Regions from separate parts of the Homo sapiens genome. Here region 1 is linked to region 2. The links are chromatin loops, found by intact Hi-C in ENCODE. Cell type or tissue: B cell. All regions are shown on one strand. Links, peaks and the distances in the headings refer to the core of each region. The heading gives the core; the rest is flanking DNA. Region 1 overlaps APP (amyloid beta precursor protein). Region 2 overlaps APP (amyloid beta precursor protein).

What was found. Hi-C counts contacts between places; a loop is a spot of excess contacts. Peaks named below come from ENCODE experiments on the same cell type or tissue, not always from the same donor. Only the 100,000 strongest peaks of a DNase experiment are listed, where the experiment ranks them.
Region 1: a loop joins it to region 2, with 2.0 times the contacts of the local background. A loop is called at or near these places in 1 of 110 quality-filtered maps.

What each region holds. Positions count from the first base shown.
Region 1 is chr21:26,069,837-26,072,653 of GRCh38, reverse strand. The region is part of intron 3 of APP (amyloid beta precursor protein); the gene reads left to right. Among named protein-coding and RNA genes, the nearest start is that of APP, 100 kb to the left of the region's middle. In B cell, for the core only: no CTCF peak of the experiment used is centred there; a DNase peak (open chromatin) is centred at 1,483; H3K4me3 peaks cover 862 bases; H3K27ac peaks cover 2,113 bases.
Region 2 is chr21:25,966,138-25,968,954 of GRCh38, reverse strand. All of the region lies in intron 11 of APP (amyloid beta precursor protein), which reads left to right. Among named protein-coding and RNA genes, the nearest start is that of APP, 200 kb to the left of the region's middle. RefSeq lists an enhancer at 866-975. In B cell, for the core only: no CTCF peak of the experiment used is centred there; a DNase peak (open chromatin) is centred at 1,194; H3K4me3 peaks cover 1,178 bases; H3K27ac peaks cover 2,282 bases.

The DNA.
Region 1 (2,817 bases), core at 214-2,713, 100 kb before region 2:
TTTGCTTTTGCTTTCTCTGCCGGTAAATAACAACTAGTATGTAAGAATCAAATGAATCAAGCATAAATCCCTAGGAAATATTTATGCATTCATTTTTAACAATTTAAAGATGTGAAGATATATAATTAAGCATAATCCTCTCAAAGTTTGACGTTGAAAAGTATTTCAGATACTTCAACTTAAATATATTTTTTGCAAAATATCTTTTTTAAAAAAACAGATGTGGTCTCAGCAATGTAATTATTACAGTGTGAGGAGAGCTTACAGTTGTACCAAAATTTATAACTAGGAAGAAGAGAATGTGAAATAATCCGGAAACCTACAAAACTGTCCTATACAGGAATACCAATTAAACAGCTACTAAAAATGAGTGTAAAATGACAATATGGCTTTATCAAGTGCTTAGGGTCTGGAAAAATGCACATATTGCCTGTTATTTATTGTTATACTTAATGAATGTTCTTTTGCACGTGAGAACTGTTATAAAAGATGTCTTTTGTACATACTTGGTACACCAGTTGGCTTTTTAACCCATTAGCTGTTTTCCCCCAAAGGTGGCCTACTCTAGATGACGTTAAAAATACACATTTTCCAGGGACTTATATAAATAGTCAACTGCCCTATTATGGAAACTTAAAAGCGAAGGCCCTGAAATATCCAGACAGTTTGAACATAAACCAAAAATGAAGTGAATCTCTAGAATTGCTGTGTAATAGCGTGAGTGGGGAGGGGGTCCCTCAAGAGAGGGAACTGACCTTTTTCTTCCTCGTGGGTGACCTTGAGTACACACTTTATTTAGTCATTAAAAGGGTCACCTGAAGCTTAGAGAATGAAGATCCTACAGCCTGTTAATTTTATCATTGTTAGAAACTCTCTGCCTTTGGCCTGAAAATGGTAAATCACCTTTCTTAGAAGATTCTCATATCCAGATATTCTTACCAAATCAGAATCTTTTCCAGCATTTTCTTCAAAAAACCACAGTTCTGGGTTAAAACACAGCAGATCCTAACTGTAATTTTCCTTTCATGTACATTTTAGTCATCTTTATAATTTTAAATGAAAGACAGGAACTACATTATTTGAAATAAGGGTTAACCCCCTCTAATTATAAGCATTAATCACACACAGTTTTCTCATTTCTAAATGTTAAATATAAAATGGGAGCTATCTCTTCAGACACTTTTCTGTTGCCTTCTGTGTGCGGCAGGACCTTACTTTTAAGCTTAGTTTGATTTAAAGGCTGAGTTTCTGCTTGCTTGGAATGCTTGCTCTTCAAAATATTTGCTCCCTGGAGAGGGAAACTGAAGATGGAGCTTTCACGTGACTTTGGATTGCTGACCTGGAAGACGTTTGGGGTAATAGGATGGGCTAGGGCATGGTTCCACTGCTTTCTGTTTGAGTGGGGTCAGGAAAGGAAGGCGGGGCTCGCTGTGTGCAAACAGGAAAACATAGTCTGAAGATGTTTGAAGCCTGAGTGCACTTTCATTTGATGCCTTGCTTTATTGCTTAAGAGAATTTTAAACTGCCGAATCCGCAAATGTGCTGCAGCCTATAATGACACATATTTAAATGATTTTTGCATCTAAACAAATGCATTCACTCTTTGCCTGGTGTGTACAATTTGAATGACACTCGTGCTCTGCCTGGAAGGAACAGACGTTTTTCATTATAAAATTCAGTCAAGCAGAAAAGTAGCAAAGGAAGCAGAAATTTCCATTTACATCTATGATTGAAGTTGTAGTGATAAAAGAGGATGACTAAGTTGAAGAGTAGCCTTGTTCTCATTCTGCTATCTGACATGGGATCTTGTCACTTTGGTAATAGTTTTTAAACTTACATTATTGAGGAAGGCTCTGATCAGAAGTCTCAAATTATACATGTTCTTCAACCTTAGATTTTTCTGGGTGTTTTGTTTCAAAAGTCTCAAATTATATATGTTCTTCAACCTTAGATTTTTCTGGGTGTTTTGTTTGGTTTTTTGGTTATCTATAGATAGATTTGAGTATCTCTTTTTTTCTTAAAATCCGTTACTTACTAGTAATAAAGACTTAAGTGGTAGCTTTACGCTCCATTATCACAGAGATTCACAGTACTTTTTAGTTTTTACTTGTGAGCCTCAGCAGGTGTAGACAGATACCTTAGTTGCCACTGATAACATCCAGTTGCCACTAGATCAAGAAATGGTTCAAAATTCTCCAGGGGCATTTTCTGCTAAAGAAGAGTTGGTGATCTTCCTTTTGGAAGCCTTAATGTACTTAAACCTTCTTCCTTAGAAGTCCAGAAATTCAATTATTTCAGCTCTCTGTGGAGTGATAAGTCCTGCCAAATTGATTTACAATAATGAAACTAAGCCTTGTTTACAAATCTAAGTGGTGATTTCTAAGTCCACAGAGGCGTGGTAACAGAGAGAGAGATTCTGATTTATCTGGGGGTCTATCCGTGTTTGAACAGATTGTGTGATTTTTGAAACATGATTCAAAAGGGATGTTGATAAATTCTAAAATACATTTTTATTGAAGAGCTTGATGAATCATGTATACTTACTTTATTTGTTATTCTATTAGATATTGTCTTCCTCATCCCTAGGTGGTGTTGCTAGTACAGTGACAGAATTCAAATCCTTCTTTTTCCTCTGCTCTAACAGAGCTTTGTGAACTCATAGCAATATTGTAATGCCTGGTAAAAGGTGGTGCCAGTTTCAAGTACTATATCCTAATTACTTCATGGCTAACTCTTGTTATTGTTAACAATATTGTTAACTCTTTTGTTAAATGCAGTGACATCTTTTTTCTTTCTCATTCTCTGTGTACTTTTTGC
Region 2 (2,817 bases), core at 106-2,605:
GATCTCCCTCATACTTAACCACCGTGCCTGGAAAATGCAGACAACTGTATTCAGTAAATGGTATTTGAATATAAGTAAATCAAAAGTGTCGTTTCCATAGATTCTGTAGATGTTACCACTTAGAATAATTACCTGTCTAACCCTTAACAAATTCTACCGTATATTCTCAGACTTTGCAAACACGGGATTCCAAAACAATGTGGATTGTTTTCAGTTTCTTTGAAGCTCAGATTTAAATCATACTTTTACTCAGTTTTTAAACCTAAACGTGGAAGTGTTATGAGATGTTGTTTTTGTGCAGCTAGAATTCCTTGTTCTACTAATGAATTTCATTTCCTGAGTCCCTGTGTCTGAGTATACTGTATGTTTCAAATTTCTGATTTAGTTATGTACCTATAGGCAAATACACTGAATGGTCAACCTAAAAATGCATTGTTTGACTCATATTTAGAGTCATACATATATAGGCACATGTATTTAAAATAAATACTTTAGGCTAGATGTGGTGGCTCACAGCTGTAATCCCAGCATTTTGGGAGGCTGAGGTGGGAGGATCCCTTGAGCCCAGGAATTTGAGACCACCCTAGGCAACATAGAAAGGCCCTATCTCTACAAAAAAAAAAAAAAAAAAAGATTTTTTTAATTAGCCAGGCATGATGGTGCGCGCCTGTAGTCGCAGCTACTCTGGAGGCTGAGGTGTGAGTGTGAACCAGGAAGTCAAGGCTGCAGTGAGCTGTGATGGTGCCACTGCACTCCAGCCTGGATGACAAAGCAAGACGCTGTTCCAAAATTAAAAGTTAAAAAATGAGATAAATACTTGAAATATTACAATTATTAAAATAGTTGTTTTCCCCATGGGAAAAAAAAGTTGAGCAGAGCTGTGTCTTTGCACTCAGAAAAAACTCTTACTCTGTTGAAGGCTAGTGACTCTTCTAAACACCAACCCCTTCACCTTTTTACTTTCCTTAGACTTTCTTTGGAAAATCAAGGAGTTAGCACTTTTTCCCCCTGGAAGAATTAAATGCCTCTCCAGAACTGCAGCACAGGAGGTTAACTTCTACCACCTTTGGAGGCCTGCAAGCTACCAGATTAAATACTTAAAGCTAAGCATTCATCATTTCTTAACCTGCCCTCTACAGTCATGCACTTCCTGCTTTTTACTTTGTCAGGGCTCGTACTCAAACTATTCATAGCTTCATGAAACAGGAACTAAATGCTGTCTGAGCCTTTCCCCTTGTAACTCTCAGCGTTCTGCTTATCCTTCATAGACAGAAGATGATGATATGTCCTGACTGTTGAAGAGAAATTAGACTTAATGTGATCCTGTACAGTTAAACCAAAGGCCAGATAGGGATTTTTTATTTCAATCAACTTTCTATTGTAGGCCTAGGTTTGGAAAACCTTAGCACCCCCTAATTTGTAAGACTTGAACTGTTTTAAAGATAAGGGATACACAGCCAAAGCTTTCTTTGTAATTCTGAGATTTTTGGTGTTTTTACAGATACTTAGTCTAAATCTTTCATCAGACAGTTATCATGATTATTATTCTGACTTCAACAACTGCATTTTCTAAAGGGAAGTGAGAATTAGGAAACATTTTCCTGTACATCTGTTTATCTATCCCAGTTGTGTTGTTTGGATTTTTTCAGTGTCTTAACGATTGAAACCATCTTATCCATACTGAAATTCATTTCATGCTTCTATCTGCTGCTTCACATTCAGGCTATCAGTTTAATTGAGCAAAAAAAAAATGTTGGCAGTTTCTATAGCATCGGCATCCTTCTTTGGTTTCTCATTTTTGAATGGTTCAGCCACATGTTAAATTTTGCTGAGATCTCTGGAAACTTCTTCACATAATTCTTTGATAGAACATGAATTCTGTGAGACTCTTCATTAAAGAGCACGGTTTCATCACTAAGTTGAGATTTTGCTCAAGGCTATTTGGTAAATTCCAGCAGAAGAGCAATAAATGTTCAACAAGAAACAGCCGTCATTGGAGATAACAAGGGTAGACATTAATGGGAGGTTTGTCACAGGTAAACAGGTGATGGCATGAGAAGGTTTAAACCACCTCATAAATAAATTTTTCGCCACTATATGATGTGGATTACAACTAAACCAAACTTTAACCAATGTGGGTGTTGGTGTACCTTTCTTTTCTAAAGCAAAAAAGAAATTGTGGTACTAAACTTGAGCTTTTATATGATACCGCTAATTGCCCTTCACCCAACAAACCAATTATTTCTACCCATCACTTTTCGTTGCAAAAGAAATTATCTTATAAAATATATGTATATAGCATATATCTCCAAAGCAAATATGGGACATCTGTACCTCAATGTAACTGATAGTAAGTTAAAAATTATTTGCTGAGTTCTTGGTATGTGGACAGATGAATATTATAATGTTTAAGGCATTCCACCAGCAGGTTTTGAATTTAACCAAAATTTTATGAAGCTAATCAGAATGGAATTAAAAGTTGAAAGACTGCCAGGCCAAAAAGATCATCTTTCAGAAAAGTAAATAATTGCTCTATACTTACATATTTATTATTTATTTGTTCACCATCCGTTTATTTTTAGTTGAGTTCTGTATACATTGGTGAGCAAAGGGGGACTCATTAGCTTGGGCACTCCTAAGGGCAAACCCAATAACAGATAGTGAATGGGAAGGAAAATGAGAGAATTAGCATTTAGTGAACAAAATCTTATAAACTATGCTGAATGGTATACATGCTCTTTCAGTAAAGCCACTCAGTACTATTACTTCCCTACCTTCTGAATGTTTACCAAGTTCGATAAAATCTTGCTACATACA